3 separate regions of the Homo sapiens genome follow, and regions 1 and 2 are each linked to region 3. The links are chromatin loops, found by intact Hi-C in ENCODE. Cell type or tissue: heart right ventricle. All regions are shown on one strand. Each heading gives the region's core, and the rest is flanking DNA. Links, peaks and the distances in the headings are about the cores only. Region 1 overlaps MYH10 (myosin heavy chain 10). Region 2 overlaps MYH10 (myosin heavy chain 10). Region 3 overlaps MYH10 (myosin heavy chain 10).

The links. A loop is a pair of places that touch in the nucleus more often than their neighbours do. Peaks named below come from ENCODE experiments on the same cell type or tissue, not always from the same donor. Only the 100,000 strongest peaks of a DNase experiment are listed, where the experiment ranks them.
Region 1: a loop joins it to region 3, with 5 times the contacts of the local background. A loop is called at or near these places in 2 of 110 quality-filtered maps.
Region 2: a loop joins it to region 3, with 3 times the contacts of the local background. A loop is called at or near these places in 2 of 110 quality-filtered maps.

Annotation. Positions count from the first base shown.
Region 1 is chr17:8,552,182-8,562,802 of GRCh38, reverse strand. It overlaps MYH10 (myosin heavy chain 10), which reads left to right. Exons shown (of 43, transcript NM_001256012.3): 8 at 8,785-8,848. It also overlaps the pseudogene PPIAP52 and the pseudogene RPS26P53. Among named protein-coding and RNA genes, the nearest start is that of MYH10, 73 kb to the left of the region's middle. In heart right ventricle, for the core only: no CTCF peak of the experiment used is centred there; no DNase peak of the experiment used is centred there.
Region 2 is chr17:8,539,684-8,550,304 of GRCh38, reverse strand. It overlaps MYH10 (myosin heavy chain 10), which reads left to right. Exons shown (of 43, transcript NM_001256012.3): 10 at 1,518-1,661; 11 at 1,897-1,992; 12 at 3,643-3,761; 13 at 4,705-4,857; 14 at 8,025-8,198. Among named protein-coding and RNA genes, the nearest start is that of MYH10, 86 kb to the left of the region's middle. RefSeq lists an enhancer at 6,800-7,094. In heart right ventricle, for the core only: no CTCF peak of the experiment used is centred there; no DNase peak of the experiment used is centred there; H3K27ac peaks cover 887 bases.
Region 3 is chr17:8,602,531-8,613,151 of GRCh38, reverse strand. It overlaps MYH10 (myosin heavy chain 10), which reads left to right. Exons shown (of 43, transcript NM_001256012.3): 3 at 8,170-8,326. Among named protein-coding and RNA genes, the nearest start is that of MYH10, 23 kb to the left of the region's middle. In heart right ventricle, for the core only: no CTCF peak of the experiment used is centred there; a DNase peak (open chromatin) is centred at 6,481; H3K27ac peaks cover 3,000 bases.

The sequences.
Region 1 (10,621 bases), core at 2,249-10,248, 51 kb after region 3:
CCTTAACAAGTTATATTTGATTATATATGAGAGAATTCTAGTTGTCTTTGCTGTTGAGAGCTCTCACAGTACACGTGTAATTTCACTTGTTTCTGGATTGGTATACAATAAGCGTTATCAAAATGTGTAGCTGTAATTAATACACAAGGTACTTGTCACGTTTTGGGGGTTTTCCATGCTTTTGTTTTTACTGGTGAAGTTCCGATTGAATATTCTAAGTACCATAATCTGACCTTTATGCAAATCAATTATGGAGTGGGCATTTTCGGCACAGATTTCTTCACATAATGTTTAAAGATAGCGTTCCCACTTAAAAGTAAAACTCGTATTTTCCAATTTAGTCTAGATGTGTGTTTCAATAAAAATGTTAATTCTGAAAGTATTTATTATAGATGTGAGGAGAAAGCTTTTTTAACTTTTAACAGATATTCTCTCCCCTCGGCCTGCCGCCAAGGAAGAAAGAAAAGTCACCTTTGCTTATCTGGCCAAGTGGCCAACACTCAAGTGACGTCAGGTCCCATGGCCTGCATCTTACCTGATTTGCCAGCGTATCCAACATGAAGGGGAATAATCTAAGTCCTAGATCACTTGGGGATATTCAGTAAAGTTTTTCATTTTTGCTTCTGAAATTTCACTTTGTCAGGTTGTCAAAGTGCTTGGCTATGTCTTGTAAAATATCTGAGTATGAGTGTCATTTAGCTAGAAAGTTGATAATTTTCAACTTCATAAGGTTTTTGTTTTGTTAAAGTGTTTTTAAAATAGAATACATGTTAGTGCTTTGGCTTATAACTGAGATTTATTGGTTACCAAATATATTTTCAGAAATACCGTTCTCTTTTGCCTCCTTCCACACCACAGGCCCCTGCAGCCCTGTCTCCTTCATCATTGTTCTCCATGCATCTCTTCTTTCACTGCTCTTTGCTTGGCCCTTTGCATCTAGCCGAAAGATATTTCACTGGCACTCACTATCATGGCTAGTGCCACTATGGACCCTAGGTGTGAAAAGGACACCAAGCTAGGGAACTGATGAGGAATAGAGTGTTGCATGTTGGTGACTTTGCTTATTTATCTAAGTAAGTGACCACATGTCTGAATTATTTTGGAACATTTCTCTACAGCTCACCTGTTCAGAGGCCCCAAATCTTTTTTTTTTTTTTTTAAGTACAATTTCCATTTTATTTTTCTCCAGAGAATAGTCTGTCTTCAGTCTTTAAGAACTCAGCTCCTTACATGGGCTTTGGTGGGAGACATGGGGCAGCACCCGCAGGTCTAAATCGGGGTGGGGGTGTTCGGTCCTTGCGGGCTTCACGAGATCGATTCCTGACTACTTTGCTGTGAATTGCACAACTCACACGGTAATGTAGCTTCACACACAGCTTGGGAAGCACATAGGCATCGAAGACACTTGCTTCAGAATGCCCCTGACTGCTGCGGCCTCCACTGTGTTTCGAATGACGAATTTCTTAATGGCCTTGTCCTTGGGCATGCATCGGGCACAGTTAGTGCAGCGAATAGCCTGCACGTGGCCGCGGCCCTTTTCAGCACGACCTTTGTTCCTTCTTTTCTTTGTCATCTTGGAGGCACGGACCGGAGAGGAGAGGCCCCAAATCTTAATTTTCTCCCATTTCTCCTTTGTTTGTTTTTGTTACTGAGTTTTTATTTTATAATCCTAAACTTAACTACAATCCAGCTTGATGTCGAGGGGAATAAGGAAACCAAAGAACTGCAGTGAGACCACAAAGATTACAGGATATTGTGAGCAAGTGGGATGGAGGGATGCTCTCCTGAGCTACAGAAAGAATGATTTGGTGGTTAAGATCAAACACAAGCAGATTGATTAGAGTTGTCCGCAGTTGGCAGTGGTGATCTTCTTGCCAGTCTCACCATTCCCGGACCCAGAGCACTCCATGGCTTCCATGATATTCACTCCCTCTTCTCACTTTGCCAAAGACCTTGTGCTTGCCATCCAGCCACTCAGTCTTGGCCACACAGGTGAAAAACTGGGAACCATTTGTGTCGGGCCAGCATTTGCCATGGACAAGATGCCAGGACCTGTGTGCTTCAGGATGAAGTTCTCATCATCAAATTTCTCCTGGTAGATGGACTGGCATTATTATGGTGTGTGAAGTCAGCACTCTGGCAGATAAAATAAACCCTGGAATAATTCTGTGAAAGCAGGAACCCTTATAACCAAATCCTTTTCCTCCAGTGCTCAGTGCACGAAAGTTTTCCACTGTTTTTGGAACTTTGTCGGCAAACAGCTCGAAGGAGCTGCATGGGCCAAAGGAGTTACCATCAACAATGATGTCAAAAGAACACAGTGGCGTTGACCATGGCTAGAGGCAGGTGGCTTCAGGTGGCAGCGATGACTACAAAGCCCCATTTCTCCTTTGAACCTAACTTCCTTTCCTATTTTAATGTCCCGTGAAGGTAGGGAAAAATAAATTCACTAAATATACGGTAAATAACATTTAAGTTTAGATTTTACAGTTGCTAGAATTCAAAGTTATCTGTGTATTAATGTTATCATATTGCCCAAATAAAGAATTAGTTTTGTTTGATGAATTTCAAACTTCTAATTTATTTGAGGTGGTAAAGAAAAAAAAAGGAAATAGTATTCGGAGTTGAAAGCTTAAACCGCATGTTGATATATATATACTTAATAAAGAAGTTAAACATACATGTTGGTGAAAGCTAAAAGTTTATATTACTGGATATAAAGAATTTTTTTTTAGTGAAATGTTTTCTTAAAATAAGAACTAGGTGATACCATATGATTTTGATGAACCTTTCCGCAGAATTAAAATGAGAAGTTTGAGAACGCATTTGCCCAGGCAGTCACGTTGGCCGTGTGTCCTTAGCAGCTCTGTGGTAATAACATTGCCTTTTGACTACTGTCTCTTAAAATAGCAATATTTTTATTAACTCAATGAGGTAGTGTATAGATAATACAGCTGTTTAAAATTATTTGTGGAGAATTTTAACCATCAGTATAACATCAGGACCCAATTTCAGTTTCTTTTTTGAACAGTTCTAACTATTCATAGGATTGATAGCTTTTTAACTTAAATCTTTCTTAGGGGTCTTCCAAAAAACAAAGACAAAATATACTTATTTTTAAAATAGAATGAAGTTCATTCTCTCTTGTAATTACATATGGGTCCATTGAAGCATTTTGTAAATCTAAGATACATTATGGAGTATTAGTGATCTTATTTGTTTCTGTGTCTTGAAATAGTTTGCTGTTTTGTCATCTTAGAAATTGATTCATTATTAACTCATTTATTCTCAACTATGCTAAAAAAAAGAATAAAATAATAAGAATAATGGGATTGCCTAGAAGGATGCTACAGTAATAACTATTGCTTCATCTTTTAATTTATTTATTATATCACCCCAAATATTGCATTGTCTTTCAAGTAGGTATGAAAGAAAACTAGAGAAACCATCTTTGTAGGTTATTTTTAGCTTTTAGTGAACATAGTTGAAAAATCAGAAGTTTTCAATTTCTAGTCATTATGTCAGTGAGAAGGAAATTGACAGAAAAACATTTCACAAACATTGGATGAACCGGAAGATGAATACAAAGAGACAGATAGCATGGTAGACTGTAAAGATGATGATGAAATCAATTATATAAAGAGAGTCTCAGATTGAGTCTCCAGGTGATAGCCTAGAATTTTCTCAAACTTAAGAATTATATATATTTCTAAGGGCAAAAAAGAAACATGACATTAGCATCCAGGTGGTCATTCTGTAGGAAGATTTTCCTTAGTATTTTGCAATAAGATTAAAGAATACTGTTATTTCATCTCTTTGCTAAAATAACAGTATTCTTTAATCTTGTATGATGTTTCTGTACCAATATGTACCTGGATAAGTTTCATAAGTGGACAAATGCAGAAAGCAGGTGTGTATGTGAAAATTGTTAGAAGGAAATAGATAATATAAAATGAGAGAAGTCATTGGGTTGACCATTCTAATTGATGCTTACAAATCTAAAGATGAAAATGTTTTATAATTACAGAGCAAAAAAGATCTTTCTCTTGTCAACAAAATATGAGCTATCAGAATTTTGTATATTCAACTATTGCATTCTGACAATGCAAAGGCAATAATAAGTAAGAGCCTACTGGCAGAAGAGAGAAGGGTGCCTACAGTTGCTATCTCGAATAGCTATTAACCCAGAATGTTGTATCTCTTCAACATAGTAGATGTTACAACTTAGAAGTTGAAATTAGATTGCAGTGTGCCAAGGACTCCTACTCTTTGTAGTGTTTTTGTTTTTGTTTTGCTTTTTTTTGTTTGTTTTTTTCAAGTGAACTTAAGCACAGCACCTATCTTTGAAATACCATTTAGCTTGAAGCAGCTAATGTATGTGGTAAACACTAAGATTGGTAGGCTCGGCTGGCACTGTTTCTGTGAAGCCTTCTCTCCTCCTTTCTCTATGTTCCCATAGCACCTCTGTGCTATGTGTGGAAGTGCACAGACCACATTGTTCTTCAGATGTTGAAAAAGCACAGCCTCAGTGTTCATCTTAAGTTTGGGGAGCATTAGGTCAGCATCTCTTCATGCCAATAATTATATTATTTGTGTAGAGTGCTTATTTGTTTAGCCTATCTCAAAGAAGGGAAAATTTTTCTCCTATTAAAACAAAAATCCAAACAAAACTTTCTCTCCACACCATAAAACAAAACTAACTAAACAAATTGTCAGTTTTATTATGCGACTCTTAATTAACAAGGTCTCTATAGAAGAAAAATACTAAATGCTCACCACTGATAGTCAAGCAGCCTCATAATGATGGATTTGCCTTGTGGTCTCCAGGGGAATTTAAATCATTACCTCAGTAAATTTGATGGCATAAAATCAGTATCTAGGCTAGAGGGCATTGCAGGTTTGGTGACTAACACCATCCTAACTTCTAAAGAAATCCTAAATTCATATCTTTTATTACATTGTCGACTTTCACTGTCACGTGTGTTAGACTCATGTCCAGAGTAATATTGTTTTTGCCATTTGTTTTGATAACTTATGTAGCATCAGTGGTTTTTTTGTTCATGACTTTGTAAGATGTAGCAAGAGCCTGTTTGTCACAAAATGCCTTTGCTTCTTACTCCAACTCCCTCTTGAACACTCCGTGGTTTAGTGGCACTGGGAGCTGGCCCTTCATGGAATGCACCTCTGTTGTGATGACGACATAGTGCCTGAGTATATCAAGCTCGTCAAGTATTTCTTAGTGCAAAGCCGTGCTGTCAGATAACGTGAAATAGAATAGGTACATTTTGGTGGGGCAGAGTTAGGACACTTGGAAAGAGAACCAGGAGTGCTAAAGGAGCTCCTTGACACACACCTGAGATAGAACTTAATCCTGCAAGCTGATCACAGTTTGTTCCTCCTCAAGCAGGAAGTCAGTGTATTCCCAGGGCTCTTCCCCCACACTCCCCACACACATTCCCTTTCACCTTGTTTGCTAGCTTGGTTTGGGTTTTTTTTAATAGGAAAATGGGGTGAGTTCTTAATGAATGCTCATAATATTGAGCAAAAATACAATGGATTATTCATTTTAGAAAGTGATTCCTCTTTTCTTTTTTTAAAATCAACTATTGAGGTGTAATTTGCATACAATAAAATATAGCTGAGGAACTTCTTTAGTAGGTAGCATCCCAAACTGACTACTCATTTTTTTAATATAAGGTAAATATTAATACACTGGAAAAAGTAACACTTTGGGAAGGGTGAGAAGGGCCCTAAAGTCGTAAGTAAAAGGATGGGCAAGCTGCCTGGCACCATAAGCAGAAGAGTGTAAATCTAACGGCTTTCACTTTAATAGGGAAGCATATTTAACTTAATATGTTTATAGTAAATACACAGAATTGAATTATTATTATGTTATAGAATGCTTCACAGATCCGAATGTCATCCTAGCACAGGGGCCATGCTCATCTGTCTAAAACAGATGTTGAGTTATATTTTTAAAATTGGCATTTATCTAGGAGTTCCTAAGATCTCTCCCTTGATTGTTTTTGAAATGTTGGCATACAATAAAATTCACCTTTTTCAGTGTACAGTTCAGTGCGTTTAGATAAATGTGTACGTAGTGTAGTGAGCACCATGCTCTAGAGGAAGAATGTTTCCCTTACTCCAGAAAGGTTTCTTTTGCCTTTGTGTTGTCAGTTCCCTCCTCCTGCCCCTGCCCCTGAAACCACTGACCTGTTTCTGTCCCTAGAGTTTTCAGTAACGTCTGGCATGTCAAGTACATGGAATCATATAGTATGTAGTGCTTTATGTCTAGTTTCTTTCACACAGCAGAATGCTTTTTAGATCCATCCACGTTGTTGGGTGTGTCCCTGGTTTATTCCTTGTCATCGCTCAGTAGTGTTCCATTTTGTGAATATACCACGATTTCTTCATCCATTCACCAGTTGGTGGACATTGGGTTGTTTCCAGTTTAGGGCTATTAAGAATAAAGTGGCTGGGGACATTCATGTACAAGTCCATGTGGATGCATGCATTCCTTTCTCGTGGGTGAAACCCCGCCCAGGAATGGAATTGCTGGGTCATAGAGTAATCTGTGTTTGACGCCGTGAGAAACTGGCAAACTGGCTGTACCGTTTTGCCTTCTCACCAGGGTTGTCTGATAGTTCTAGTTATTCTGTATCTTTGCTAGTCTTTCTTAAAATGTGTAGCCACTCTAGTGGGTATATAGTGGTGTCTCATCGTGGCTGTTTTTACTTAGATTTCCCTAATAACTAATGATAGTGTACATCTTTTCATATACTTGTTGGCCATTCACATATCTTTTGTGATGAAGTGTCTATTCAAATCACTTACCCTGTTTTCTTATTGGGTTGTTTGTCCTACTATTGAAATATAAGAGTTCTTTGTATATTCTGGCAACAAGCCTTTTATCACATGTGTTTCCCAAATATTATCTCCCAGTTTGTGGCTTCTCTTCATTTTCTTTGTGGTATCTTTTGAAGAATAAAAGTTTTAAATTTTGATGAAATCCATTTTACCAGTTTTTAATTTTATGGTTCATGCTTTTTGCATTCTGTCTAGGAAATCCTTGTCTAATTTAAGGTCATGAAGATTTTCTCCTGTTTGCTTTGAGAAGTTTTATAGTTTTAGCCCATGTATTTAGGTATGTGATCTGCTTTGAGTTAAGTTTTATATGTAGTGTAAGGTAAAAGTCTAGGTTCCTTTAATTTTGTTTTGTTTCATTTTGCATATTTTTCAAGCACCATTTATTGAAAAGACTGTCCTTCCTTTCCCTATTAAATTACCTTGACACATTTGTTGAAATGAATTAACTTACATACATGATCAATTCCTGGACTGTCTTCTGTTTCACTAATCTGTATCTCTGTCTTTACACCAATACCACACTGTCCTAGTAAATTTATAGCTTTTTGAAATCAAGTAGTGTGATTCCCCCAGCCCTGGTCTTCTTTCTCAGAATTGTTGTGATTAGTCTAAGTCCTTTTCGATTTCCCAATAAACTTGAGACAGCTTGTCAGTTTCCTCAAAGGAAGCCCTCCAATCCCTTGACTGTTTATATGATGAATAATACTGGTATGTTTACTAGTGTCAGTCCTTCTTAGCAGTCCTAGAATAAACCATTCTTGATCATTATGTTTGTTTTGCAAAATGTTTAACATGTTTAATTTTTTTTTCTTGTTTCTTTTTTTTTCTTTTTTGAGACAGAGTCTCACTCTGTCACCAGGCTGGAGTGCAGTGGTGTGATCTCGGCTCACTGCAACCTCCGCCTCCCGGGTTCAAGCGATTCTCCTTATATATATTTTTATAAGTAAGATATAACCATACCATATTTGCTTTTATTTTGCTTTGAGATGGAGTCTCGCTCTGTCACCCAGGCTGGAGTGCAGTGGCGCGATCTCAGTTCACTGCAACCTCCGCCTCCTGGGTTCAAGTGACTCTCTGGCCTCTGCCTCCCGAGTAGCTGGGATTACAGGCATGCGCCACCATGCCCAGCTAAATTTTTTTGTATTTTTAGTAGAGACGGGGTTTCACCGTATTGGCCGGGCTGGTCTTGAACTCCTGACCTCAGGAGGTCCACCTGCCTTGGCCTCCCAAAGTGCTGGGATTACAGGTGTGAGTCAGCACGCCCAGCTTGCTTTCCTTGTAATATCTTTATCAGATTGGGTACTCAGTGTTATGACAACTTTATAAAATGAATGATGAAATAATCACGATTTTCCTCTTTCCCTAAAACAGTTATGTATAGTAAAGAAATCAAATATTCCTTAGAAATTTGTAAAATTGTTTCATAAGACTAATCCAGCATTTTTAAAGAAATAATTCTGTTTCACTATTTTTTATTTTTATGGGTTAAGTTTTCGGGTTTTTTTTTTCTTGAATGGATTTCTATTTTTCTAGGAAATCATTTATACTATTCAGATTTTTAAATCTACCATTATAGTGCTGGATAGAGTGGTCCTTTAAAACTATTAAAATCTCTCATATTTCAGATTATTTAGAAGAGCTTTTAAAAACTTCTGAATGACTGGGATCTCACTACTTTCTTTTATTAATAATTTCTAATTTTATTATGTTATAGTCCAGGAAAATAGCCTATTCTGTTGCTACTTTTTTGAAATGTATCACAGCCTGTTTTCTTCTTTTTTCTTTTTGTTTGAGGCAATATATAAGATCCATTATTGTAACTAATTCATGGATACTTGTTGTCTTCTTAGTTTATTAGTGTTCATATCCAGTATGTACTTACTTATTTTCAATTTTCTCTTTTTAATTTATTTTCAGGGCAAATTTATTCGGATCAACTTTGATGTAACTGGCTATATCGTTGGGGCCAACATTGAAACATGTATCCTTTTTCATAAATGTATAATCCAAAATAAAGAAGGATTTAGTCTTCCTACAACCCCATGGCAACCGTCTGTGATATCACTCCCAAAATCCAGATGATAAAACTTGAGCCCAGAGATAGCATGCCTTGTTCAAATACTTTCGACTAGTGAATATTAACTCCAAGTTGTTTTGTTGTTTGTAAAACCAGGCCATAACTTATTCACATGGCTGGGGAAGTGGAGAGTGCCACAGTGTTTGTGTGATATAGGACATTCAGATGAATGCAGTTGCCCTCCCCCTATTGCTGTTAGCCCACTTTTTACCATCTACTTCTGATATTAGAAGGATGAGCATGTAATCATTGAAAACATCCTTATAAGATTACAGAGTTAAAGTAATCTCAATTAGTGTTAAGTAGAATAAAGCTGGAGAAAAAAATAAAATGTCAAGTACATAGAATAGTCCTAAGAAATGTCACCTGCATAGAATGGCCATAAGAAGGTTTATATATGTGTATGCACATATATACCCAGGTAAAACACATTTGAGTATAGATGTAATAAAATAGAAATGATTCTGAATGATAGTGTGCCAATTAGAAAGATAGATGACAGTTTTCGGGTACTTAATAGAATAATCTCCAGTGATAGAAATACATTATTTCTATCCTTCAAGGGACAGACCATGATTTTCTGGTTAAGAACAGTATTTTATGCCTCCAAATGGACTCACAGCCAGCAAAATCTGGAAATACTTGAAAATGACAGGAGAATGAATCTGCAGTTCAGCTTTCTTCATATAGGTGTGTCAGAGCATGATTCATATGAGTGTGTCTTTCACCAGACGTGGAGGATGTGTGGGATAGTCTGACTTAAAATTCAGGCTATCTGACACATACAGAATTAATTTACTTTGGTGGCCCCAGGGAAGGTTTACCTCAAGAGAGGCAAACATCTTCCAAAGCTGTGATACACGTTCTCTGAGATGCCGGTGTGACTGTCAACCCATAGGAACTCCGGGAGCATCAAGAACTGTGGATCTGAGCCCCAGATAAGATACACAGCTGGGTGTGCAGTGGTCTGAAATGCAGGAGCTGCTGGGGACTGTGCCACCTGCCCCCTGGGAAGCCCAGGCAGGGTGGGTAGCAGCAGGCGTAGGTACTGGCCGCACCGGTTCTTCAGAGCAGCAGAGGGAAGACTAGTGCTTAATCTCATCGTAGCTGTCAAGGCATATGGGAAAGTTACATGTGCTGCTGAGTGTGAAGGGCGAGTGCCTCTCATATAGGAGGCTTTCAATAGGGTAGCATTGTGGGCACTCTCATCATGCATTTTGGAGTCAAGCCAAGTTTTTGGTTCCTAACTGTACCACTTATTAACTATATTATTTTGACTAATTTCCTTATACCATGGCTTCCTTATTTATAAAATTGTGTTAATCTGGTATTATAGAGCTTCTCCTGCCTTAAACAACTGTACTTCATTTTCAATAGCTTCTTACAGTTCCTCGTATAGTGTGGTATTCTTTGAATGTAATCCAAGTTAGGGGAAGGATGGGGTAGAGTGGAGCTGAGTGAGGGAAGCACGTATAATCTTTAAGTTCCTTCCCAGACCAATGATTCTGGAAGATCAGTGAGGAACGTAAGTTGCACCTATTTTCTTTTTTCACAGATGGAAGACAGTCATTTAGAATAGTTCATTGCAGGATAGTTTATATAATAATCAGAGAAAGAAGATGTTTTATGATTTAAATTTACAGACGCTGAAAGAGGGCCTTTATTTATTTAAGAATT
Region 2 (10,621 bases), core at 306-8,305, 61 kb after region 3:
GGGCGGCCGGGCAGAGACGCTCCTCACTTCCTAGATGTGATGGCGGCCGGGAAGAGGTGTTCCTCACTTCCTAGGTGGGATGGCAGCCGGGTGGAGACGCTCCTCACTTTCCAGACTGGGCAGCCAGGCAGAGGGGCTCCTCACATCCCAGATGATGGGCGGCCAGGCAGAGACGCTCCTCACTTCCCAGACGGGGTGGCGGCCGGGCAGAGGCTGCAATCTCGGCACTTTGGGAGGCCAAGGCAGGCGGCTGGGAGGTGGAGGTTGTAGCGAGCCGAGATCACGCCACTGCACTCCAGCCTGGGCACCATTGAGCACTGAGTGAACGAGACTCCGTCTGCAATCCCGGCACCTCGGGAGGCCGAGGCTGGCGGATCACTTGCGGTTAGGGGCTGGAGACCGGCCTGGCCAACACAGCGAAACCCCGTCTCCACCAAAACCAGTCAGGCGTGGCGGCGCGAGCTTTCAATCGCAGGCACTGGGCAGGCTGAGTCAGGAGAATCAGGCAGGGAGGCTGCAGCGAGCCGAGATGGCAGCAGCACAGTCCAGCCTCGGCTCAGCATGAGAGGGAGACCGTGGAAAGAGAGGGAGAGGGAGAGGGAGAGCGAGTAAATTCTTTAAAATGATCAAAGTGTTGAAAGAAATAGAAAAAGAAAGCAGCAGGCAGTACCCTGTAGAAGTTAAATGTGATGTAGACAAGAATAACGGGACAGGGTGACCTGCAGAAATTCTCTGCAGGAGAGCAAGAGAGCCAGTCACAAAGAAAGCTGGGAGCATATTTGCATATCTGTTATAACGATAAATAGCCCTGCTATTTTGAGCACTCCTGAGAAATATTCTTTGGCTCTCAAGAATGCATTTGTCAAAAGAGTAAGTTCTCTTTAATTCATGTCTCCTACGGTACAGTAGTCAGTGCGGGTACCTGTTACAATAGTCTGCTGCGCCACATCACATCATCATTCTAAAGGCAACTTAACCACCAAGCAAGCTGGCTTGGAGAAAGTGTTTCAGGGCCTTTGCTGGGCTCGGGACGTGCTTGGTCCACATCACTGTATCTTTAGCTTATGTCCATGGTAGTTTTCATATTCACTTCATAGTGTTTGCTGCAAACTACTTGCTAAGATAGGAATATAGAATATGAGTTTAAAAGCTTTCCTTCAAAAAAGAGGGCTAAAATATTTAAATCTGAAAACAATAGAGTTTTGTCATCTGGACAATTGACATCATTTCGCAGATAACCAATTTCAAACAGAATATTGTACAAACTGCCATCCCCAAAACTCCTGTTAAGGTTTTTGCGTTGTTAACATCATCATTTTCCTTTGTTGGTACAGATAATTAAAAAAATGTATGTTTGTGTATTTACATGAATATATAAAGAAAAAAAACATTTTGCTGGCAATGGGTTGCATGGTGACCACTGCTCTCCTGTGACACTGGCACAGTTTGAATGCAGTTATGGCTTAGTTGTCTTCATGAGTATTTATCAAATTTTCTTCCATTATATTTCCTTTTAGCTGATTTGCTTCTTGAAGGATTTAATAACTACAGGTTTCTCTCCAATGGCTATATTCCTATTCCGGGACAGCAAGACAAAGATAATTTCCAGGAGACCATGGAAGCAATGCACATAATGGGCTTCTCCCATGAAGAGATTCTGTGTATGTGTGATTTCTCTAAGATTCTGGTACTCACTTTCCTAAGACTTATACATCTGGGGTAAATCACCTAAACTAGAAAATGACTGGGAAACTAATGAATTGTATGAAATCCTGAAAAGACATGTCTTACTGAAAAGTTTTGTATAGCTAATTTTTAGCACAAAATAAATGAGAATATGTCTCCGCTACATTTTGAGGCAATATTAATTTTTTTTTTCTTTTTATCAATATGAAGCAATGCTTAAAGTAGTATCTTCAGTGCTACAGTTTGGAAATATTTCTTTCAAAAAGGAGAGAAATACTGATCAAGCTTCCATGCCAGAAAATACAGGTAAACTGATGAATACTGACTTTATTTCTGTTTCGATGGCTTGTTGTGCTCTCTAAGAAGGTGTTACAGTGCAAGCGTAAAAGCACCTCTGAAGCATTTCTGAAGGGACCCTTGAGTAGAGTGACAACATCGTGTATTTACACGAGGGTTCCTCTGATTCTATAAATGAGGACAGGGGACAGGGTGTAGGATGAAAAGGAGCAGTGGTCTCTGCCTTAGCATGCAGGAGGCCTTGGGAATTGAGGGAGGAGAACTCAGCCGCAGGAGGTCACACACTTACCTGAGAGGGTGGTGCAGCTGCCGAGTTCCAGCCAGTGTGCACCTTGCCAGGATTACAGGCCCAGTATTGCCAAATATAAGTGACTTTTCAAAGAAAAATGGAAATCTAGATCTTAATAGGAAATATTCCCATTTTTAAATGTCGAAAATGGTTTTAAATTTGCATTGGTCAGGAACAAAAGTTTGTGACCCAAATATATATATATAATATATTATTAAATATATATTTAATATAAATATATAAATATAATATGGATATAAAGTATATATTTATTAAATATATGTATATATAATATACATATATATTATATATATATCAGTTTGCTTCAGATGGTCTGGAGAGAAAAAGTGAGGAATCTCTATATTGCCTTGACTGCTTGATTATTCTAACAAGTTAGTTATCTTGCCTCATGGAGGCATCCGCAGTCCACTGTGGCGGGTGAAGGCTGACATAAAGTCACATTATCTGCCCTTGAAATAATCGTTTTTTATAACCAATTTGAGGCTTGATAACAATTTAATTCTGTGTGGCTCTTCTAAGGGGCCTGCCTCTCCTGCTGCTTCTTGGTCACCATTTTCTGGCCAAGCTGTGGCACCTCCTATTAGGGCTGTTGATTTCCAGGACCATTCATCTGTCATTCAGTCAAAGTAGTTTGATTGGCGGTTGGGCCTCCATCCTCCGTATGGCTTTTCCATGGTTAAATAGACTTAAAATGGAGCCATCTAAAATGCAGAGTAAGGCATATATTAGTATAGCTTGGCTTTGAAATTTTTTAATGACCCATAAATAGAGGAGGATCAGGTCACTCTTGTAAAGGTAAGGAGGCTGGGCATAGTGGCCATGTAGTCCCAGCTACTCGGGAGGCTGAAGCAGGAGGATGGCTTGAGCCCAGGAGTTCTAGGCTGTCGTGCTATGCCCGTCGGTTGTCTACACTATGTTCAGCATCAGTATATGGTAGCCTCCCAGCAGTAGGGGACCACTAGGTTGCCTAGGGAGGAGTGAACCAGCCCAAGTTGAAAATGGAGCAGGTCAAAACTCCCGTGCTGATCAGTAGTGAGATCATGCCTGTGAATAGCCACTACACTCCATCCTGGCCAACATAGTGAGAACCTGCCTCTAAAAAAATGAATAAATAGGCAAGGCAGTCAAATGCTGACTAGCCATCTCTTGTAGCCTAAAAATGAGTGTGTATTAATTTGAAAAGATGGAAGGTATTTTTCATTAGACCTAAAACTTGTCTGATTTTAAGACTTTTATTTATTTCTTAATACAATTTAATTGTTACTAAGGTTTTTCCAGTGTTTATTGAATATATTGTGAGTAGATTGTAAGTAAAAAATGTAGGATTTAGGAGACTTTTTACACTTCAGTTGCGCAGAAGCTCTGCCATCTTCTTGGGATGAATGTGATGGAGTTTACTCGGGCCATCCTGACTCCCCGGATCAAGGTCGGCCGAGACTATGTGCAAAAAGCCCAGACCAAAGAACAGGTAGGTTTCATGTTCATTGTTATTACTGATTTGTTTGAATGATAAGCCATGGCCATTTGGCCTTCTGATTGACATGTAACAAACTGAATCAATATAAACTGTCTTACATGGGTGTTTTTAGGTACTAAATGAGTTTTTTTTTTTTAAGTATATTTACTTTTTCGTTTTCGAAAAAATTTAAAAGGGGCCGGGGCCGGTGGCTCACACCTGTAATCCCAGCACTTTGGGAGGCTGAGGTGGGCAGATCACCTGAGGTCAGGAGTTTGAGACCAGCCTGACCAGTATGGTGAAACCCCATCTCTACTAAAAATACAAAAATTAGCCGGGCGTGATGGCATGCGCCTGTAGTCCCAGCTACTCAAGAGGCTGAGACGGGAGAATTGCTTGAACCCAGGAGGCGGAGGTTGTAGTGAGCTGAGATTGCACCACGGCACTCCAGCCCAGGCAACAGAACGAGACTCCGTATCAAAAAAAAAAAAAATTTTTTTAAAGGTGATTTTTTAAAAAAAGTAAATGTCAAATTATAATCTCTAGTTTTCCCCAGGTAGATAGATAATCCAGTAGACAAATCTGCATACTTCGGGAACCAGACCAACACAAGGGCCCCTGCCGCCTTGTCCTTGTGCTGGGTGGTACAGCAGAGAGAAAGTACCAGCTTAACTGAGCTGAATCCAGGCGGACAGTGCTACCCAGGACCCAGGCGCATGGGGAGGAGCTTATTTTTATTAGGCGTCTTTACCCATCCCCCAAATTCGTTATTCCCTGTGTTCATTTAATTCTTCTAATATTGCCTTCTATTGATGTGTAAAATTGAGACATGATTAAGCAGTGAATGCCATCTCAGGTTTTTTGAGTGCTGTATAACATTAAATTCCGTAAAACAGCTATTTATGCTTTGTTGAGATTGTTTCCAGAATAAAAGGTTGTTGTGATTTAATTACAGGCAGATTTTGCAGTAGAAGCATTGGCAAAAGCTACCTATGAGCGGCTCTTTCGCTGGCTCGTTCATCGCATCAATAAAGCTCTGGATAGGACCAAACGTCAGGGAGCATCTTTCATTGGAATCCTGGATATTGCTGGATTTGAAATTTTTGAGGTATTCTTCCCCCTCTTCCTCTAGCTCGTCCTTCTTTTTGTTTGTTCTTTTAACAAATATGAAGGCTTACTGTGTGCCCAGTACATACGAGGCACCAGGGATACAGTCCCTGCCATTCTAGTAGAGCCAAACAATAAATGGCAAATAATCAGTGAATCCGCAGGTCTGTGAGAATGCACTGAAAGGGTGCTGTGATAGAACTGGGAGGCCAGCTTGAGATAGCTGTTCAGGGAAGGTTGCTTCTGCATTGGCAACAGTTAGGCTTACTTGAAGGATGAGAAGCTGCCAGCCTCGGTCAGTTTCCCGGCATAATGAGAGTAATTCCAGTGGTCCTGTATGGGACAGAACTTAACAAATGTTCTAAGCTGCTAGAAAGCCAGTATGACTGGATATAGCTGACCAGAGGGAGAGAGGAGTTGGAGACGTGGAGAAGAGCATGGGGCCAGGTCGAGAGACCATCAAGGGGGCCACTGTAGTAGAACACGGGCAAGATGACGGGGGCTTGGCTGGGGAATCAGGAGAGGAGCAAAGTGAGAGGGAGGCACCTGGACGGGCAGTGATCTGTGTACTGCAGATATAACCAGGGTTTAACAATAGATTTCACTGTTGATCTGACTAGATTTATCCAAATACTTACTCATCATCAATGCAGAAAAGTTTCACAGTCACACACCTGCTACGGTGTTTCAGGGAGGTGCATAAAATTTGGGGCATCTAAAAATTTATATCTTTATTTCCATAAATATAGATGTAAACTATGTAAATATAGTACGGCACAAATATTAAGTGCTTTTTGTGATCATCTGTGTGTTACTGTAGCCACTATTGGGTATTGAATTGTCTTATTTTAAAATGAACCCCTTTAAAATTATAAGTCTATCCTCATAAATACTGAACCTGCCACTGCCACTCTAAGAGATTGCTTTAAGGTGTTTTGATTTGTAAATATATTAAGAAATCATGAAAAGTGGCTGGGTACAAATTGCATTAAAAAAATCTGTCACTTTCCTCTACATAAACGATCAGAAGATATAGTGAAAGAAAAGACCCACATTTCCAACTGCAACAAACAGACAAAACACCTAAAAATAAATTTTAAAAGAAATGGGCAAGATTTAAATGAAGGCAACTTTACAGTGCTGCTGCAAAAAAGAAAAGAAGACTTGAACAAGTGAGGAGACACACCCTGTTCTCGATGGGAAAATGTGACATTTATGTAGATGGTAAAAATGCTAAGTTGTTCAGTGAGTGTTATTTGTCATGAGAAAAGGAAAGAAAAAGCCTAAATGCCCACCTTTAGGAAACTGGTTCAAATTATTGTGATAGCTCCATACAGTGGAATACTATGCATCCATTATAAAGAATGGGCTGGCTTTATACACTAAGGAAAGATCCCACAACATAACAAGATACATTGTTAAGTTAAAAAAAATCAGGGTCACACACATACACACATTTCTTAATGCATAGCATATTTCTGGAAAGATCACAAAAATAGGAGATACTGGTTGATAATAGGGAGAACAAGTAAGTTTCATTGAAGTGAAACTGGTGCAATTCTTTGTACACTTTGAATTTTCTACCATGCATTATTGATTTAAAAATCAATTAAAATTATAATTGGTAGTTTAAATATGGAAGACAAGTAGAAATTCATTTTTAAAAATACCATTCTTGGCCGGGCGTGGTGGCTCACGCCTGTAATCCCAGCACTTTGGGAGGCCGAGGCAGGTGGATCACGAGGTCAGGAGTTCAAGACCAGCCTGTCCAAGATGGTGAAACCCTGTCTCTACTAAAAATACAAAAATTAGCTGGGCTTGGTGGCAGATGCCTGTAATCTCAGCTACTCCGAAGGCTGAGGCAGAGAATTGCTTGAACCCGGGAGGCGGAGGTTGCAGTGAGCCAAGATTGTGCCACTGTACTCCAGCCTGGGCAAGAGAACGAGACTCCTAAAAAAAAAAAAAAAACCTTCTTTGTAATGGCCCAGGCTAAATAGAGCAATAGGATGTCATCATCCTGAGGCAAAGCAAAGTTCACCTACATGAACATGAATAAGCAGAATCCGGCAGTCTGTAAATATGAGGCTTGTCATGCGTGCCAGAAATACAGTGTTGAGCAAGGCAAGCACTGCCCCTGCCCTCCTTGCATGACCTCATTCTGAAATAGTGAATTTAACAGCTTCTGGAGAATGGAAAAGATTGGAGTGGCTTTTTCAGACTGTAAATCAACTCCTTGGAGATGGGTTAAATCCTCTTTAATTGAAAATCACTTTTTATAATGAAAGAGGTTATTTATGGGCACATGCAGCTGTGTGAACAGTATAGAAGCAGGAAAGAGGTTGAGCACTTCTAGTGTATAGGATGATTAAGAAAATTATACCTATTAATTCACCCATCTATGCATTCGCCCAATCAATTTTTCTCTTAAAAAATGGGCAGAGTTCACAGAGAAGGAACAGAAATGACAATAACATATGAAAAATGCCTAAATTCACTTTATGAGGGCAGTCCAATATCACTTTTGGTATTGCAAAGGTCAAACATTTGATAAGGGAAGGGAATGCTTAGAGAAACGATAGAGAGTCTCATACTAAGCGCATTCCATGTGCCAGGCCTGGCTGAGCTCTCAGCAATTCCATGCAGTAAAGATGACTCTTTTCCTACCTCACCTTAGAGCCCACAGCCTGAGTGACAGTGGAGTGGGACAGAACCAAATGCATTCTCCACCCCAGCTTCAGAAGCGCGCCCACCACCTTGTTCGCCTTCCTTTGCCTCTGGTTTTTCCAAGCCTTTGTTTTTCTTCTTTTTCTTACTGTCTCATTTATTTATTTATAGTCCTTAACCATTCACTAATAAGAACTGAATTGTTTTACTTGCAGAGCATTCAGTTAGCATATTAAGTTTATTATCTTTTCATTTTAGCAGTTCAGTAATGCAGCCATAGACAGTATGTTCTTTCTCTTTACCTTTTCAAAAAGGCTGTGTGTGAGAGAGGGATTGGGAGACCACCCCCCTTGGTTTAGTCACTGTCATTAGATAGAAGCAATCATGTACTTCCTACCTAATTAGTAATGTTTAATGAAAAATTTTTTTATAACTACATAACTAATTATTCCCATTTTCCCTCCACCTCCCCATGTTTGGAAAATTACCCTTTGACATTTGTAGCTGAACTCCTTTGAACAACTTTGCATCAACTACACCAATGAGAAGCTGCAGCAGCTGTTCAACCACACCATGTTTATCCTAGAACAAGAGGAATACCAGCGCGAAGGCATCGAGTGGAACTTCATCGATTTCGGGCTGGATCTGCAGCCATGCATCGACCTAATAGAGAGACCTGTAAGAGTGCTCACTTGCTCGCTGTCTTTCATTTTCCACTCAAGCAGTGACCTTAAGTGGCATAACCCAAGACAGAAATTACCCAGTCTGTTCAGTGGTGAAATAATTTTCTGATCTAAATTTTCTAGGAAGGTGATACTCTGATAAAATAGCTACAGAATTTAAAAGTCAGTAGCATGCCAGTAAAACCCTTCTTTAGCTCTCCTCGCAGCTTGATTCCTGTCCTTGCTTGCATGGGAATACTGGATAGTGGGCTCTGGCTCGCACAGACTGCAGATGGCCCTGTGCGCTGGCATTTGTGTGTACCTTTCAAAGGATGTGGAGCTCCACCTGACACTTTATTTAGCTGAGAACAAGACGTGTCACGTAAATCCATTTTGCAGATAACTAAAGTTTGGCCTTTTAAAGTACAAAGATGTTTTTATTTTGCCAGATTTTTTTTTTTAATTTGAAGTTTTTGTTCTCAGGGAAGTCTTGTCAGATGTATTTTTAGTGGCAATCTTAGAAAGCATCAGAAACTCTTTTCTTGGTGGTTTAATGTTCTGTAAAAATACATAGAACTCATTCACGTTCAAGCTTCGAGTGTATAACTCATTCACTTTTGGAACTCAGCTCCATGTGATCTCAAGCAAGTGTTGACAATCTGGTTCTGTACTCCTTATCAGTTAGCTTTTGCTCAACAAGGTGTCAGCTTCATTTATTTTATTTTGCTATCTGCCAAAATATAAGAAAAACTAAAACATGATTAACCACCGATATCTGTAACGTAGAGGAAGCTCTAACACTAGTTAAGTAGGTATGTTTGAATAACGCAGAGTTTTCTCCTAGGAGGTGCAGCAGGCTTTGAAGCAGTTCTGGTTCTTGCTGCTCAATCTCTGGTTGCCACTTGTGTTCTTCATGTTTGAAGGTGTTGGAGGTCTAATGGCTAGAGATCATGGATGGTACAGTACCTGCAGTCAGGAGGAGCAGTGGCACATCGGGAAGAGGAAGAACCTAGAAGACATTCACCCCTATTAGAGATGTAGTTCCAGCACATTAGAAATTTGAGTTTAAGGAAAGCAATAGAAAATTTTCATTTGGCTTTTATAATACATAAGAAATCATTTTACCTTTCAAGTCACGTTTAGAGCAAAAATCTTAAATTACTTATAGTTGTGAGGATAGTTGCTTCTTTGTAGCTTATAGGGTCATTTAGAGGTGGCATGCTTGTAGTGACTTCCAGGTAACTTGTGCATACACAAGCACATGAACACACTTCATTACATTTCATCACTGCTTTGTTGCCTAAAGAATTGTTTGGGCATTTATGTAAATAAGGGAAGGGAGTATTTCACATTAGTACTATTGATGACTATATGATATGTTTTTTGAGATGCTCATTATATGCGTCCATATGACACTGGAAGTCCTACATTTTAAGAATATAATGATTATGTACCTGCAGTTTTATTTTAGGATGGACGAGAACCCATAAAATTTGCTAGGTCAGTATCTTTATAGGAATAATTGTGCCGAAAGTCTTCCAAATGGAAAATTACCTGTCTTAATTTTTTAAATGTTTTTAGAGTGTTTTTAAATCTAATGGTTTTGTGACCTTTAAATGAGTCTCACAAATATTAATTCTTCTTAATGTTACTTAATTGCATTTCTTTTGCTTTATCCTCTAGGACAAAATACTTTATATACCATTTTTGCATATTTTTTTTTTACTCTCACACAATAATTGTACTCTAAAGGTGAAAATCATGGGGTAAAGTAATTAAACATTTCAACCCTAATAACCAACTCCAAGCAAAAATAGGTGAGGTAGAAGGCCAGGTGCTGTGGCTCCCGCCTATAATCCCAGTACTTTGGGAGGCTGAGGCAGGCAGATCACTTGAGTCAGGTCAGGAGGTCGAGACCAATCTGGCCAACATGGTGAAACCCCATCTCTACTAAAAATACAGAAAATTAGCCGGATGTGGTGGCATGTGCCTGTAGTCTCGGCTACTCAGGAGGCTGAGACATGAGAATCACTTAAACCCAGGAGGCAGAGGTTGCAGTGAGCCGAGATTGCACCACTGCACTCCAGTCTAGGCGACAGCGTGAGACCCTGTTTCCAAACAAAAAAATAAATAAGTGAAGTAGAAAGGGTTTGATGTTTACATTTTTAATTATTTTCCAGGCCTTATGTGTAAATATTGTGGTGGTAGAATAAGATCCAGATAGCAATTTATTGGACCAGGTGTGGTGGCTTATGCCTGTAATCCCAGTGCTTTGGAAAGCTGAGGCAAGAGGATCACTTAAGACCAGGAGTTCGAGACCAGCCTGGGCAACATAGTAAGACTACATCTCTACAAGAAAGTTTTAAAATTAGCCAGGTATGGTGTCATGTGCCTGTAGTACCAGCTACTCAGGAGGCTGAGGCGGGAGGATCCTTTGAG
Region 3 (10,621 bases), core at 1,904-9,903:
TTTCTGTTGAGAATTCAGCTTGTAGTTTGATTGTTGTTCCCTTGAAGGTCATCGGTTTTCCTTTTCCCACCCCGGCCACTGGCTGTCTCTAAAATTTTCTCTGTCTTTGGATTTCAACACTTTTACTGTGATGGGCTTAGGTAAAGTTTTATTTTGTATATAGTGGGTCCTCCTTGTCTTCAAGGGATACATTCTAAGATCCCCAGTGGATGCCTGAAACCACAAATGGTACTGAACCATATATATATGATGTTTTTTCCTATACATACATACCTATGATAATTTTTTTTTTTTTTTGAGACAGAACAGAGTCTCCCTCTGTAGCCCAGGCTGGAGTGCAACGGTGCAATCTCGGCTCACTGCAACCTCCACCTGCCAGTTCAAGCAATTCCACTGCCTCAGCCTCTTGAGTAGCGGGGATTACAGGCGTGCGCCACCACGCCTGGCTAATTTTGGTATTTTTAGTAGAGACGGGGTTTCACCGTGTTGGTCAGGCTGGTTTTGAACTCCTGACCTCGTGATCTGCCCCCTCCTTGGCCTCCCAAAGTGCTGCGATTACAGGTGTGAGCCACCGCACCTGGCCATACCTATGATAAAATTTAATTTACAATTTAGGCGTGGTGGGAGATTAACAACAATAACTATTAAAATAGAGCAATTAAAACAATATACTTAATAAAAGTTATGTAAGTGGTTTCTCTCCCTCTTTCAGAATATCTTATTGTACTCTTCTTGTGATGATTTGATGAATTTCTTTTTCCTAGTTCACAAATTCACAGATAGAAGATTGATTCTTCCCATAGATCCTAGCAGCCTCAGCATATGATTTTATCGTTATTAAGTTGAAAACTTACCATATCACTTAAAGGAAGCACTTTGTGGCTTCTCTTTGGCATATCAGAATTGCCAGCATCACTACTCTTGTGCTTGGGGCTATTCTTAAGTAAAATAAAGGTGACTTGAACACAGTTGATCTGAGATCTGAGAGGGCTACCAAGTGATTAATAGCTGTACAGCATGATGATGCTGGACGAAGGGATAATTCACGGTCTGTGCACGATGGAGCGGAATTGTGCCAGATTTCATCACACTACTCAGAATAGTGCACAATTTAAAATGTATGAACTGTTTATTTCTGGAGTTTTTCAACAAATATTTTTGGACCACAGTTGATTGTGGACAACAAACTGCAGAAAGTGAAACCACAGATAAGGGGCACTACTGCATTCAGCTTGGAGATTGTAGTGGTTTTGACTCTGTGGCTTGATGGCTTTTGTTGGTCCGGGAAAATTCTTAGCCATTATCTCTTCAGATACTGCTTCTGCCTCATTCTCTTTTTTCTCCTTCTTGGACTCACATACTTCACATGCTCCAGATCGTTTCACCTCGTCCCATCTGGGTCTCACATTCCTCTACATTTTTATCCTTGTTTTTCCCCCATGGATCACTCTGGCTGTTTGCCTCTGATTAAAATGCCGTGTAACTAATTGTTTCTTCAGCTGTATCTAGCTTGCTGTTTAACACATGAATTCTTAATTGTAGTTACTGGTTTTCTTTTTTTGTTTTGTTTTGTTTTGTTTTGTTTTTCAGTTTTAGAATTTTCATTTGGGTTTTTCCTTTAATAGTTTCCAGTTCTCTGTCAGAATTCTCAGTCACGTCTTTAATTACTTGAACATATTGTAACCCAGGGCAATAATACAAGTCAATAAAAATAGACACACAGAGGTTCCAGATATTATCTTGGATTTCAGCCACAACTTGTTGCCTCATATGCCCAGTTATTGTGTACAAGGAATTGTGGAAATAGTTTGAGACTCTGGCTGGCATTAAGCTTATTCTAGAGTTTTGCTTTGGGCAGGCAGGCTTAGGGAAACTAGGACATGTAGTCCATGCAGGAGTTGACTTCTGTTCCAACTGGGCTTCACGCTGTGTGAGGGCTGGTCTGTTTCTCATATAGTCTTAACTCTTAGGGTGTAGCCATCAGGGTCCCAGCTGAAAGCTTGGGGTATTTACCACCGCCACACCAACCTCTTCCTGAGTAGACTGGAATGTTTTAATTTTTGTTCTCTTAGACTTTTGTGCTGCTGAAAGCTCTGCTTAGCATCTTCTCAGCAACGGGTTTTGGGATGCATAACTATTATCTATCTAAGAAAGAAATAACAATTCTCTAATCATCAAATATTCAGTTACTTTTCTTATTTTCCTTTTGTCTCATAAATAATCTCATAAATAGTTGGTCTGTACAATTCAGGATCCAAACAAGGTTGACATATTGAGATTGGTTGCTTAGTCTGTTTTGTGTTGCTATAACAAAATAACACAGATTGTATGATTTATAAACAAGAGAAGTTTATTTGGCTTATGGTTCTAGAGGCTGGGAAGTCCAAGGTCAAGGGGCTGCATCTGGTGGGGCCTTCTTGCGGCATCATTCCATGGGAGAAGGCGGAAGGGCAAGAAGAGCATGCTCAAGAGAGAGCAAGAGATAGAATTTATAGCCACAAGCCCTTTTATAATTGGCATTAATCCATTGATGAAGGTGGAGCCCTCATTATCTAAGCACCTCTCAATAGGCCTCACCTCCCAACATTGTTGCACTGGGGATTAAATTTCCAGCACATGCTTTTGTGGGGACACAGTCAAAGCATAGCAATTGTTATATCACTTTTAATCTCTTTCTCTCCCCTCTTTTTATTTATTTTTATTTATTTTTTATTTTTTTTTGCTTCTGGAGATAGGGGTCTCACTATATTGCCCAGGCTAGTCTTGAACTCCTGAGCTCAAGTGATCTTCCCACCGTGGCTTCCCAAAGTGCTGGGGTTACAAGCATGAGCTACCATGCCCGGCCGCTTCCCCCAACCCTTTTTTTTTTTTTTTTTTTTTGCAATCCTATGGTGCTCCCTATAAACTGGAAGGAGAAAAATCCATAAATTGGATCCAGAGGCTTAAACGGATTCAGATTCAGGAGACACTTAATGCTACATTGTCTCTCACTTTATGATGTTGAGATTGATCAGTAGTGAGTCATTTTAGGTTTTGCCAGCCTGGTTTGTGCATGAGGAGTGGCCTCATCTGCCAGTCACCTAAAAATTTTAATAGTGATGGGCATTGTGCAGATCCACTGTGGCACTGGGAGCTGCAAAATGGTGAGTCCAGTGCCATTATTCCTTCTGCGTTTGTTAGCTTAGCGAATTCCTTTTAATTCAATGTGTATTCCTCCACACACACAGTTTTCTCAAGTTTTTTTTTTTTACAGAGTGTTTTTGCTATTTTCTCTCAAAGAAGCAATAGCAACTAATGTTAGTTATCCTTCCTCTGCCCTCTATGTATTATTATTACTGATAAGTTTTGCCTTTGTAACGTCATTTTCTTTTATTATTTTACCATTGTTCTATTTTTCTTTAAGAAGGATGCTCTCCTATAATAAATGTCTGCTCTTATCACTTGATTTCCTGAGGTATCCATTCTGCCCTTTATTTTCTCCACTGTGGATTTTAATTTTACGTTTTCAGATGATTCCTTACAGTCTTTTCTGGCCCTGGTCACCTATTTTTTTTCTTATGCATTTCTGTCCTAATACGTAGACTCTATGTTATACTATATTCTGTTACAGATATAAATCTGTCTCCTAAAGTTTTCTTTTAGTTATTTTATAGATAATTTCCACAGGTAATTTATTTCTGAATCCTCTGAATGATGATCTTATTATTTAGGTTTTTTTTCAAAATTTGCATGTGAATTTTAACTAGGTGCAGTGTTTGCAGGTGGTATGGGTGAATTATTCTTTCCTTCCTCCCTTTCCTTCTCGATGGTGGTCTGATTTCTTCTGAGAGCTACAGTTGGGATGTAGGGTTACATGATATTCCCAGTTCAATCCCTGTTCGTAGTAGGAGACTATTGTATCTCTGCTCCATTGCGTTGACATTTGCACCAGCCTACACTTCCTGTTTCTCTAATCCTTTGAACCTATGAAACAATGCATATACATAGCCCTGCTTTCTTAAACAGAGGCCGGGCACTTCCAGGCTGAAAAATTTCCCAATCGGCTGGGCGCGGTGGCTCATGCCTGTAATCCCAGCACTTTGGGAGGCCAAGGCGGGCAGATCACGAGGTCAGGGGATCGAGGCCATCCTGGCTAACACAGTGAAACCCCGTCTCTACTAAAAATACAAAAAAATTAGCGGGGCGTGGTGGCAGGCGCCTGTAGTCCCAGCTACGCGGAAGGCTGATGCAGGAGAATGGCGTCAGCCCGGGAGGCGGAGCTTGCAGTGAGCCGAGATCGTGCCACTGCACTCCAGCCTGGCGACAGAGCGAGACTCCGTCTCAAAAAAAAAAAAAAAAAAATTTCCCAATCATAGACAGAGGAAGATGGGCATTCCAGGCAGAGTGGTCAGCATAGGTGGGAGCCTGGAGGCATAAAGCAGCATAGTGGGCTTGAAAATTTGTAAATGTTTCCAACTGCAAATATTTTTGTATGTCTCCCTTAGGTAAAGTATACAGTAGTGTTATTATGCAAACTTAACCTTTCAGGCCTTTGCAGCTCTTCAGGATTTTCCCAAGGCTCTGGCAATCCAATATTTCCAGCTGCCCAAGAGGCATCCTGCTTGGCTCACCCACCATACCACAGTGTCAGTACATTAAAGGGATTTGTTATCTTTTCCCACAAATCAGTTGTTTTTCCTTCCACGAATAATGTTTCTGTAAGGCCTGGAGACCTTGGAGTCCTCTTTGACTTCGGTCTTTAATGGCTTTTCTGTGTTGAAAGTTTCTGAGCACTGTGAAGTCCCGGCCTTCTCTGTTTTGTGTTGCCTTTTCTGTCATCTAGGCCCTGTTGTGCCAAGGACCGTTGAGCAGTCTCCACGTGTCTTCCTGCTTCTCACCTTTTGCCCCTTCAATGTGTTCTCCGTATGGCTGCCAGATTTGTACTTTGTCTGAAATGCTTATTTCATCCAATCACTTTTCTCTCCTGAACCTTCAATACCTCATCACCCATAGATGACAAAATCCGAATTGTTCAGTTTGTTTTTTTAGGCCCTTGTCGCTCACATTCCATGGTACAAACTATTTTTGCTATGCTGGTCTTCTCGCACTGCCTCGAGTATATCCTGCCACTGTAAGAGTTTTGTGCTTTTACTACTTTAATAGGAATTCCTTTATCTCTCCTTTTGACCCCATAGTCTTTAAAAAGAACATCAAAGACCATTTGGGTCTGCATTTTTTACCTTGTTCTACAGTCTCTGACAAGGTGGTCATGACTTTCAGTGCCTGGGGTTTGTTGTGTTCTGCCCCAGAGCTTTCTGTTATTTATAATACCAGTTCATCTTTCTCTTTCTCTTTTTGGTGCTTTGCATTGTAGCTTGTTTAGTGTGCGTCTATTTGTCTTCATGCCCAGAGTGTATGTTTCTTAAAGAAGCTTAGTATCTTCTGTGTGTATTCAAATACTTAGTTAAGTTCATTTGAACTTTAAGGTCTCCAGAATAATTTTAACAACATATTGCCTTCCTACCATGTGTCTGGGGGAAGACAGAACTGGTGCAGTATCTATTCAGTGATCAGTTTATACAAGAGCTCAATACTTGTGCTAATTTTTTAGGTAGTTAGAAGTTAGCTCTTTAAGCACTTTAATAATGTTCCTTCTTAAGCATTGATTACTGCTCCATTTTGGCAAGCATGGGATACTGATGATTAGTTAACCTTTTATATTTTTGATGATGAACTCATATTTGTGAGACTTATTCTCTCTTATTGTAGTCCTCAGGTAAGTACCTAATGCATGGTAGACACACATGTTGGAATTACTTCTGATTAAATGTGTCAGTTATTATCTGTTACCATGCCATACGTGCTATGGGACACTAAACTGAATTTGTGTATTTTCGTTTTCTTGGAGCTTTTTTACTTTCTAGTCTCTAATTACATGCCTTTTATAAAATTGAAGAGTATAATCTGTAGCTTCCTTATAGACTGTGATCTCATTTTTGAATGAAAAAGTGAGGGTGGTTGTACAAAAATTCATCAATGTATGGTTGCGATTTGTTAACGTTATATAAATTAAACTCCTAAAAAGGTATTGAGGTTGCCTCTCCTTTGTTTTTCTCAGCCTTAATAAAGCCTTTATTTTTATTGTTCCTCATTGCCCTTTTGTCCTGTGGGCAGCAAAGAAATACGGGACTAGATAGACAAGAGACTTGATTGGGAGAAAGTGCAAGGTGTTGGTCTGGGAACCCCAAGGGCCAGCCAGGGTTTGCCAGGTCTGTACTTTGCATACAAGAAGGCCAAGAGTCTGAAGACTTGAGGAGTCTATAGTAATTAGTACAGTCTCAGGCAAAGAACGAACAGATAACCTCCTGGTCTGCTCAGTAGTAAGGCTTCAGCAAACAGCCCAAATCTGAATTTAGGATAAGGGCCCTTTGCCCCTTCTAAACTGCTAACCTAAGTAGGAAGTGCGTTCCACATCTGAGCCTGCAATTGTGAGTTCAGGAAAATACAAGGCGGGCAGCCAGAGAGACAGTTCTGATCACTTGAAATTTTTTGGCAGGCTTTCATTCTCTTGGTTTAGCATTAGTAAACAGAGTAGTCTCTGGAGAGCTTTCTGGTGGCAATTGCTGGGGGTTTCAGCTCTTATGAACACGGCTGTTAGTTAGAATCCCCCTTAGTGTTCCCTGGGGAAGCTGGCCATACAGTACCAATTCTCCAGCCTTTTTTCATGTCCTCTTGCTTTTAGATTTTGGTCTACCCAAATCACCTCAAATAAAAGATCTGTTTCATAATGCAACTGAGTGCCCTTCCAGATGCCTTCAGTCCCTTAGAGGGTTAGAGCATCTGTCAGCGGTTCTGACTGCTCTTGTTTTTCCGTAGTGCCCAGAATCAGTTTTGTAGAATATTCTCAGAAATCATTCTGTCTACATTTAAAAAACCCGCAAGTCATAAGCATTCATAGGGTCAATTCTGTGTAATTGATAGTATTGATCAGGAAAAGTTTGTATTTTCTAGCCTAGCAGCTTTTATTTACTGAAGATCCATCCCAAAGAGCTTTTGTTTATTTGGCTTATGTTTATTGATATTTACTGTATCAGTAATTAAAATACATTTTAAATCTTTATTAATTCATTTAAAAAGAATAGTAGTTAATCATGACAAGTTAACATAAGTAAATACATTTTTAAGAAAAAAAAATCCCTGTATTTTCCAAAACAAAAAAAAATTAGACAGATGAAAACTCTTACATTTTTACAAATCTCTTTAGTATTAACCAAACATAGCTGGAATCTCATATCTGCTTTTGCATTCTGTTTTCTTATAACATGTCATTTTGGGTAAGGCATATGAAGAAAATCCAGCCATGGAGATATTTAGTTGGAAAAAAAGAAGAGTGGTTTTTCTTTTGTTTGTTTGTTTGTTTGTTTGTTTGTGATGGAGTCTCACTTTCTTACCCAGGCTGGAGTACAGTGATGCGATCTAGGCTTACTGCAGCCTCTGCCCCCTGGGGTTCAGGCGATTTTCCTACCTCAGCCTCCTGAGTAGCTGGGATTACAGGCGCCTGCCACTGTGCCCGGCTAATTTTTGTATTTTTAGTAGAGACAGGGTTTCACCATCTTGGCCAGGCTAGTCTTGAACTCCTGACCTTGTGATCCACCCTCCTCGGCCTCTCAAAGTGCTGGGATTACAGGCGTGAGCCACCGTGCCTGGCCAAGAAGAGTATTTTAATACCCTTTTTAGATAATTGTGGATATTCTTCTTTGATACTGTACCCAAACTGGACAAATGCTATTTTCTTAAAGATTAATTGCAATATGGAATCTGAAACTGCATTAACGAGCTTTTCATAGCTTGTGTACTCATGAGAGAATGAATGTAAAAAAGTAAATAACATATTGATTGTACCTTATGATAGCCACGTGAAGTCAGGAAGCTCGCATTATTTCTACTTCATGGATGAGGAAATTGAGTCCAGCAGAGTGCCACTTAATAAGCTATCTGTGGGAGAACTACTTGTGGTTCATAGTACTAAATTGCCCATTATAGGCTAAGTTTAATTTGGGGGATAGATTAATTATCCAAAAGGTAAAGATCTCCTGCTTAAATGACTCTTTGGTTTCTGTCTCCTGATTGGACCCTGATTGATAAATGCAGAGGTTTTTTTTTTAATACTCTATTTTATTTTTATTCTAGACTTATTCTGGACTCTTCTGTGTAGTTATAAACCCTTACAAGAATCTTCCAATTTACTCTGAGAATATTATTGAAATGTACAGAGGGAAGAAGCGTCATGAGATGCCTCCACACATCTATGCTATATCTGAATCTGCTTACAGATGCATGCTTCAAGGTAATTGGAAATATTTGAATACTAAATGCTCAGAATTTCTTAAATGTAATTTACTGTTTTTTAATGTCTCAATGTATTCTACAAAAGTTAAATTTTATTTTTTTAAAATTAATAAAAAAGTAATGTTTATTGTAGAAAAATTGAGTTTTTAAGATTAAAACAGACAACACAGCCATTTTCTGTAAGTATGATAAGTATGTTTGTTGCTCTAAAACAATACCTCATAAATTTGTATGTTAAAAAGCATCTAGTTTTCATATACATTTGATTCCCACCACAAGGCGGTCTAACCAAAGCTCATTATATTAGGTTTTAAAACCAATAGGAAGAATAATAGGAAAGGTAGATGCTGCACTGGGGAAAGAAAAATTGTAAAGTATTATTTGTGATTTAAATGCATGTAAAAGGGTGACAATAAAAGTTAAAAAGCATGTGTTAAGTTGGTTGATTTTGATTGTATTCCTTTGGATCAGAATGAATATAAATTTGAGGAGTCATTCATTTGAACCCTGGCTTTAGACACAGTGATTTATGGAGGGACATTTTTAAAAGACCGGAATGTAGTGGTTTTGAATGCAATTAATATTATTGCTCTACAAGACTTCATTTAAACATGGGAGTTCCTGGTGCTACGTGAAAACCCAATCTTCTGTAATAACTCTCCCTCTCTCTCCTTTTTAATGTATTTTTTGTTACTAAATTCTATAAGTTTTAATAAAAAGCATAAGGTTCTTATAAAATCGTTCCACAATCTTCAGAAAACGGGCTGTGCTGCACCCACTTTTCATCAAATTGCAGGTCATGGCAAGTTCTTTTTGGTGATCAGGTCTGAAGGATAGTGTGAAGGAATTAATAAAGTACAATACCCACGTCCTACTTCTAGTTTTTGTTTGGATACTTATTATATACCAGATCTTCCAGGGCAAACAGGAGGTGCTTCAAGACTAGAATAGTGTCATACATAAGTTGGTAAGGACAGTTTTGTAATTTAAAAATGAGCTTAGGCTTTTAAAGAAAGATTAAATTTAATAATCTTTTTTTGGAGTTCAATACAATTTCTTAGTATTCTTAGGGAATACTAAGAAATGGCTAGGACTGTGAAAAATTGCTGTTAGAGATGGAGAATGAAGAATCATCCACTCTTTTTGTTTTTGGTTCTGTCTCTGTTAAGAAGAATGATCTTTAGATGCAGAAGAGTGTTTGTATTAGTGAGCAAACTGTGCCATATGTGGGAGAAGAAACAGAAGAAAGCGCTCTCTTTCTCTGATTAAGCCCATATTGTTCCTCATTTAAACAGATAACATCTCACAATTGAGATTGTTGACCCTCTGGTCTTTGATGTATTCTATAGAAGGGGAGTTTCCAGAAAGATGGGGACAGGCTCACATGTATCATTCTAATTTTTTAAAAGGGAAACCTTTAAACCAATCCTTGAGCTTAAAATATGTTAAGAGAACAGTCTGAAAACAATGTGAGTATATTGATTAATGACTGATTAATGACTGAGGTTGACCAGATCTATCCGGATGTGCACCAAAGGGTGTGTGCCCCCTTTTAATATTTTTATCAGCATACTTGAAGAGGTGGGATGCATTCCTGTAAAATTTGTCAATGGCATGAAACTGGGAGGGATAATGATACATTTGATGAAAAGAAACAGGATTTAAAAATCTCTTGACAGGTTGAATGAGGAGTTGAATCTAACATAATAGTTAACAGGGATAAACATTATATCCCATTAGTGGGTTCCCAGACCAGCTGTATGGATACAGTATGAGGAAGAATTGTTGGCTCTGTGGCTTTGCTGGTGAAAACTCCTCTTTAGTAAACAGAATGAGGAAGATATGAGGCAGATGTGGCTTATCAGCATATCATATTATTAATATCATTTTTAGTGCTAGAATAAACATTTATTGAAAATTACTGTGTGTCAAGCACTGGGTAAAGGCTTTGTGTCTTATTTAGTTAATGACAAGCTTGTAAAGTAAATAGAATTACTATCCCTATTTTACCAAGGCACAAGAAAGTTAAATAAATAACTTGACCAACAAAGTGTATATAGTGAAAAATACAAGCTAGGATTCAAAACCAGGCAGTGTGACACATTCTTATCCACAATAATAAACCTCCATGTGAAAGTTAAAAGGAATTAGTTGATGATAGTTTTGATTACATAAAAATTTAAAAGTTTGATACAGAAAATGAAAACAACCCACTCTAAACAATTTCCCTTTGTATTTGATTTTGTAAGTAGGGGGCTACCTGCTGATCTACTACACAACATAATTGAGGGGG